Regions from separate parts of the Homo sapiens genome. Here region 1 is linked to region 2. Evidence: chromatin contacts called from ENCODE Hi-C or POLR2A ChIA-PET data. All regions are on one chromosome and are shown on one strand. Each heading gives the region's core, a stretch centred on a gene start or an enhancer-like site at or near the end of the contact. The rest is flanking DNA. Distances are from core to core; before and after follow the strand shown.

The links. Hi-C counts contacts between places; a loop is a spot of excess contacts on that map. ChIA-PET counts read pairs that join two places held with the same protein, here RNA polymerase II (POLR2A).
Region 1: a map of psoas muscle shows a loop between it and region 2 (9-fold over the local background). The contact joins the promoter of EPOR here to the enhancer-like site in region 2. A Hi-C loop is called at or near these places in 1 of 168 maps with a recorded cell type or tissue (psoas muscle). POLR2A ChIA-PET finds 5 or more read pairs at or near these places in 1 of 52 experiments (MCF 10A).

What each region holds. Positions count from the first base shown.
Region 1 is chr19:11,383,024-11,385,723 of GRCh38, forward strand. It overlaps EPOR (erythropoietin receptor), which reads right to left and starts at 1,291. Exons shown (of 8, transcript NM_000121.4): 1 at 1,070-1,291; 2 at 74-209. The coding sequence starts at 1,184. RefSeq lists a silencer at 531-590.
Region 2 is chr19:7,973,948-7,976,647 of GRCh38, forward strand. All of the region lies in intron 3 of ELAVL1 (ELAV like RNA binding protein 1), which reads right to left. Among named protein-coding and RNA genes, the nearest start is that of ELAVL1, 30 kb to the right of the region's middle. Within about 2 kb of position 1,289, at least 5 of the 41 ENCODE cell types and tissues checked have a DNase peak (open chromatin) inside an H3K27ac peak, as active enhancers do.

The sequences.
Region 1 (2,700 bases), core at 41-2,540, 3.4 Mb after region 2:
GGCTACGACCTCCAGGGAGCTCTGCCCCACCCCCTCCCTCCGCCCTTGGAGGCACCCGCCGGATCGGACTCACTCGAGCTGGTAGGAGAAGCTGTAGTTGCCCGGGCCCACCCCAGCGCTCGCCGCTTCCTCCCAGAAACACACCAAGTCCTCCAACCGCTCGGTGAAGCACAGAAGCTCTTCGGGCCCCCGGGCCGCCAGCAAGGCCGCTGGGGAGGGGCGACAAAGGAAGGGCATGGGGGTCTGAGCTCTATCCTCGGGAGACAGCCCCCTCCTCTTCCCTCCCGCAGCCTGGGCGGACCCGATAAGAAAAAAGCCCCGCCCTGCCATCTTCCCAAGCGGGTCCCTTGGAGGGGTCCGCAGAGGTGGTGCCCCCCTAATTCCCAGGGGCAAGTTTCTCGCCTTACTGTCCCCCGCCGTCACCACTGGCGCACACCTGCCCACCCAGCGGCCAGCTGAGCTGGGCGCGGCGTTCAAGACCTCGAGCTCGGGACTGCCAGCCCCGCCCCAGCCTAGGACACGCGCGCGGCTGGGGGTGTGTGCGGAGAGGCGGGCCCCCTATCGGCCCCGGCAGGCTCCCCGCCAACCGATAGCGCCAACCGTGCCCCCCGCCTCCCTCCCTCCACCGGGCCGGGCAAGTGATCTGGCGCCCTCACACAAACCGTGTTTACAGTAGCCTGTGGCTTGGCCCCTCTAACTCGGACCCGGGCTTTACCCTCCCTCCCCTAGGGAGGGTCGGCTTGGTCCCCACCCCCCAGGGACCTTAGCACCAAGTCAGCCCCCTTAGGATTTAGCATGTCCCAGACTCCCTGAAAAGGTAAAACGGGAATGTTAAGCCCACTCTAGCTCTTGCCCGGGACGCGATCAGGAGTCTTGGATCCTAACATACCCCACCCCGCCCCCCACCCATCCAGGACCCAGTCTAAGGGTTCAGATGCCAGCTTGGCCCCCAGGACCCGGTCAGGAAGTCCAGAAACAGGCATGGCCCCCAGGACCTAGGCTGGGAGTTCAGGCCCCAGCATGGTCCTGCAGGCTCCAGCGTAGGGGTCCACACGCAGCTCATCCTTACCTTTGCTCTCGAACTTGGGGTCCGGGAGGTTAGGCGGGGGCGCCCAGGCGGCCCCAGCGAGCAGGAGACAAAGGGAGCCGACCTGGGGCCAGAGGGACGCCCCGAGGTGGTCCATGATACAGCCCCCGCCACGGGGAGCCCAGGGCTCCTGCCCCTCCGTCCCCCGCCCCCGGCACAGTCCACAGCTGGGTCAGCAGCTGCCTCCGCCGGACGCAGCTGACCAGGCCCTTCCCGACCAGGCGCCTCTAAGTGGCAGATCCCCGAGGGGGCGGGGCCAGCACTCAGCCTGGGTAGAGATAAGTGCCTGGCGGGAGGAGGCAGGGGCCCTTCCCGAGCCCAGAGGCCGCTTGGGGGCAGGGGAGGGAGTTGGGCCGCAACAGCTCCCGTTCTGGCTTCAGACACACGTTTTTTTTTTCTTTGTGGCCCTGGACAGGTGACTTACCTTACCTGAGCTTCAGACTTCTCATCTGTAAAATCTAGCCTGGCACATAGCGAACATTCCAAAAAATGTACCTACTGATTTTATCGCAGAAATCAGCATCTCTTCCCAGCCTGGAAATAAATAAAAATTATTTTCTCTCTCTCTCTCTCTCTCTCTCTCTCTCTCTCTCCTTTCCTTCCTTCCTTCCTTCCTTCCTTCCTTCCTTCCTTCCTTCCTTCCTTCCCTCCTTCCCTCCTTCCCCCTCTCTCTCTCTGTCTCAGGGTGTTGCTCTGTCACCCAGGCTGGAGTGCAGTGGCACAATCATAGCTCACTGCAGCCTCTGGACTGAAGCAATCTTCCCACTGCACCTGGCTAATTTTTAAAATTCTTTGTAGAGATGGGATCCCACTATGTTGTCCAGGCTGGTCTTGAAATCCCGGACTTAAGCAATCCTCCAGCCTCCATCTCCCAATGTGCTGGGAATACCAGCACGAGCCACTGAAGCCGGCCAATAATAATCCTTGCAACGACCAGCAGTTGAGTGTTTGCACAGTGCTAGGCCATGCTCCTGGGCAGTATGCATAATATGTGAGATTTTCATTTACGAATTTTTGGGAAAAAAATTTTTACCACCCACATTTTTATTCTCTTGGGCTGGGCCCGGTGGCTCACGCCTATAATCCCAGCACTTTGGGAGGCCGACGTGGGCAAATCACTTGAGGTCAGGAGTTTGAGACCAGCCTGGCCAACATGGTGAAATCCCATCTCTACTAAAAATACAAAAATTAGCCAGGTGTGGTGGCGTGTGCCTGTAATCCCAGCTACTCAGGAGGCTGAGGCATGAGAACTGCTTCAGTCTGGGAGATGAAGATTGCAGTGAGCCAAGATCATGCCACTGCAACTCCAGCCTGGGCAACAGAGTGAGACTGCATCTCAAAAAATAATAATAATTGGCTGGGCGCGGTGGCTCATACCTGTAATCCCAACACTTTGGGAGGCCGAGACAGGCGGATCATGAGGTCAGGAGTTCGAGACCAGCCTGGGCAACATGGCGAAACCACGTCTCTACTAAAAATACAAAAATTAGCCAGGCGTAGGCCGGGCGCGGTGGCTCACGCCTGTAATCCCAGCACTTTGGGAGGCCGAGGTGGGCAGATCACGAGGTCAAGAGATCAAGACCATCCTGGCCAACATGGTAAAACCCCATCTC
Region 2 (2,700 bases), core at 39-2,538:
GCTGGGTTAGGAAAAGCCAACACTGTGTGTTAGAAATCATGCAGGGAACGATTATCATCACTGACGCTCACCGCCTGCAGCCGCATGGTGGCAAGCTCACTGAGGGATGGGCCGTGAGCCAGGATGCCTGGCAGTGCTTCCTCACTGGGTGCTCACCATCCTCAAGGAGGCAGGCGTGACTCCTATGTCACAAAGCCCAGCAACTGAGGGCCCGCAGCTTGTGTGTGGCTACCTCTCTGATGTGCTGGACAGTGAGCCGGTGCCAGAGAGGTCCTGGTGCCTGAAAGCAGCCCGTGCTGCAGCGGGCAAGCAAGCTGGGAGCTACTGGGAACACAGGAGACTCCCCTGCCAAAGAGCAAGCTCGCCACAGAAGCCCTGACAGGGGCTGTGAGTTCTGGGAGGACCCCGAGTTTGTACTCAAATCCACTCAAGTGTTCAATATTAAACGACTCAATGCCTTTTGGATTTATATTTTGCAAAATCAAAGAAAACTGAAGAGAACCTTCTGGGTGCTTTGACAAAATGGTACATTCATCATTCGTGTGGAGAGGGTGGTGAGGGGAGCCCGGAGGCCAATGCAAGACAAGGTCTTCGGTGCTTTCTCAGGTTGGCGCTGACGGCCGTGCAGACCCCATGGGCCCAGAAGGAAGAAAAGGACCACAGTGGAACCCCTCTGCCTGTGAAGGGGCAGCCTGGCAGGACTCACAGCCTCGTCAGGAGGCTGGGATATGGAGGAGGGAGCAGGAGATGTGTTCCCGAGAAGGGTGGGGACTTGAACCTGTGCGAAAGGAAGTTCATTCCCTTTGAGTGAGGGGCACAGAACTGATGAGCCAAGGTAACTGAGACCAGAACGCAGGGAGAAGCCGCCACTCAGGAGTCACTGGGCAGAATCTGCGTGCTGAGAACACACACACAGCATCCTCTGAGAAGCTCCTATCATGTTCCAGAGAAGGAACAACAGACATTGCCCCTGCTCATAGGGCAGTGGGCGGCCCAGCAGGGGAACAGGACAGCCCCACGAGGAGAGGAGTGTGGGGCTGGAGGCCAGCTCTGCCTGGTAGCGGTGGGAATCGAGGGAGCATGTCACTACGGAGCCCATGAGGTCTCTGGGGAAGCCGTGCTGCTCCCAGGCCCGGGGCACCTCCATCAGCCTGTGGACAGGAGCTCTGGGGACACTTGCTCACCCCATGATGTGGGTCAGGGGCTGCCAGTGCTGTCCCCAGAGAAAAAGAGGCTGCCTTGGCCCCCAGCCTCCCCTAGTGTCCGGGCTTGCCCTGGCTCCCTGCAGACCTGTCTGGACTGGGGCAGTATTTGGGGGCCTGCCAAACCATGACCCTGGCGCCAGTGGAGCGGAGCTGAGGCTGGCACTGACTGGACCTACTGCCGTCCCTGGATGAAGCCCCAGAGGAGAAGTGCCCTAGAGCCAAATGCTGGGGAAAGCTCTGATGCCTCCCAAGGACAGGTGTCTCCAAGGACCATGGGAACTCTGCTTTCCTCTTCTCTCTGGACACTGTCATGTTCAGTCAGGCTAGAATCAGAACAGCTGGCGCACAGCAGGCGTGCACTGACCTGGGGCTCCCCGGCCCCTCGGCCAGAACCCTCTTTCCTAAGCTCCCAACATCGCTTGCTCTTTGGCCTCAATCAGGTCTTTTTCTGGCTGCCCATTCTCAAGAATTCATCCAGTGAGGGGTTCAATCGTGTTCCCCCCACCCCACAATCCAAATTCATATGCCGAAGTCCTAACCCCTTGGGACCTCAAAACGTGACCTGATTTGGATACAGTCATTGCGGATGTAATCAGTTAAGACGAGGTCACACTGGTATAGGGTGATCTCTAATCAAATGTGACTGATGTCCTTATAAAAGAGGGAAATTTAGGCCAGGTGTGGTGGCGCAGGCCAGTAATCCCACTGTTTTGGAGGCTGAGTGGGAGGATCGCTTGAACCCAAGAGTTCAGCCTGGGCAACATGGCAAGACCCCATCTCTACAAAAAAAATTAGCTGGTCGTGGTGGGGCATACCTCTATTCCCAGCTACTCGGGAGGCTGAGGTAGGAGGATCACCTGAGCTCAGGAGTTTGAGGCTGCAGTGAGCCGTGATCACATCACTGCAGTCCAGCCTGGGTGACTGAGTGAGGTCCTGTCTTTAAAAAAAAAAAAAAAGTATTTTTTTTTGGCTGGGCGCAGTGGCTCATGCCTATAATCCCAGCACTTTGGGAGGCCGAGGCGGGTGGATCACGAGGTCAGGAGATCGAGACCATCCTGGCTAACATGGTGAAACCCCATCTCTACTAAAAATACAAAAAATTAGCCAGGCATGGTGGCAGGCGCCTGTAGTCCCAGCTACTCGGGAGGCTGAGGCAGGAGAATGGCGTGAACCCAGGAGGCGGAGCTTGCAGTGAGCCGAGATCGCGCCACTGCACTCCAGCCTGAGTGACAGAGCAAGACTCCATCTCAAAAAAAAAAAAAGTATTTTTTTTGAAAACATAAATTCAATTTAGAAAGGCGGGAAATGTGGATACAGGCACTCTCACAGGGAGAAGTCTGTGTGAAGATGGAGGCAGACACTGGGGTGATGCTTCTCTAAAGCAAGCAGTGCCAGAGACCACCAGCCTCCACCAGAAGCTGTGAGAGAGGCCTGTGACAGATCCCTTCCCAGTGCCTTCAAGAGAAACCAACCCTGCTGACACCTTGGTCTCGGG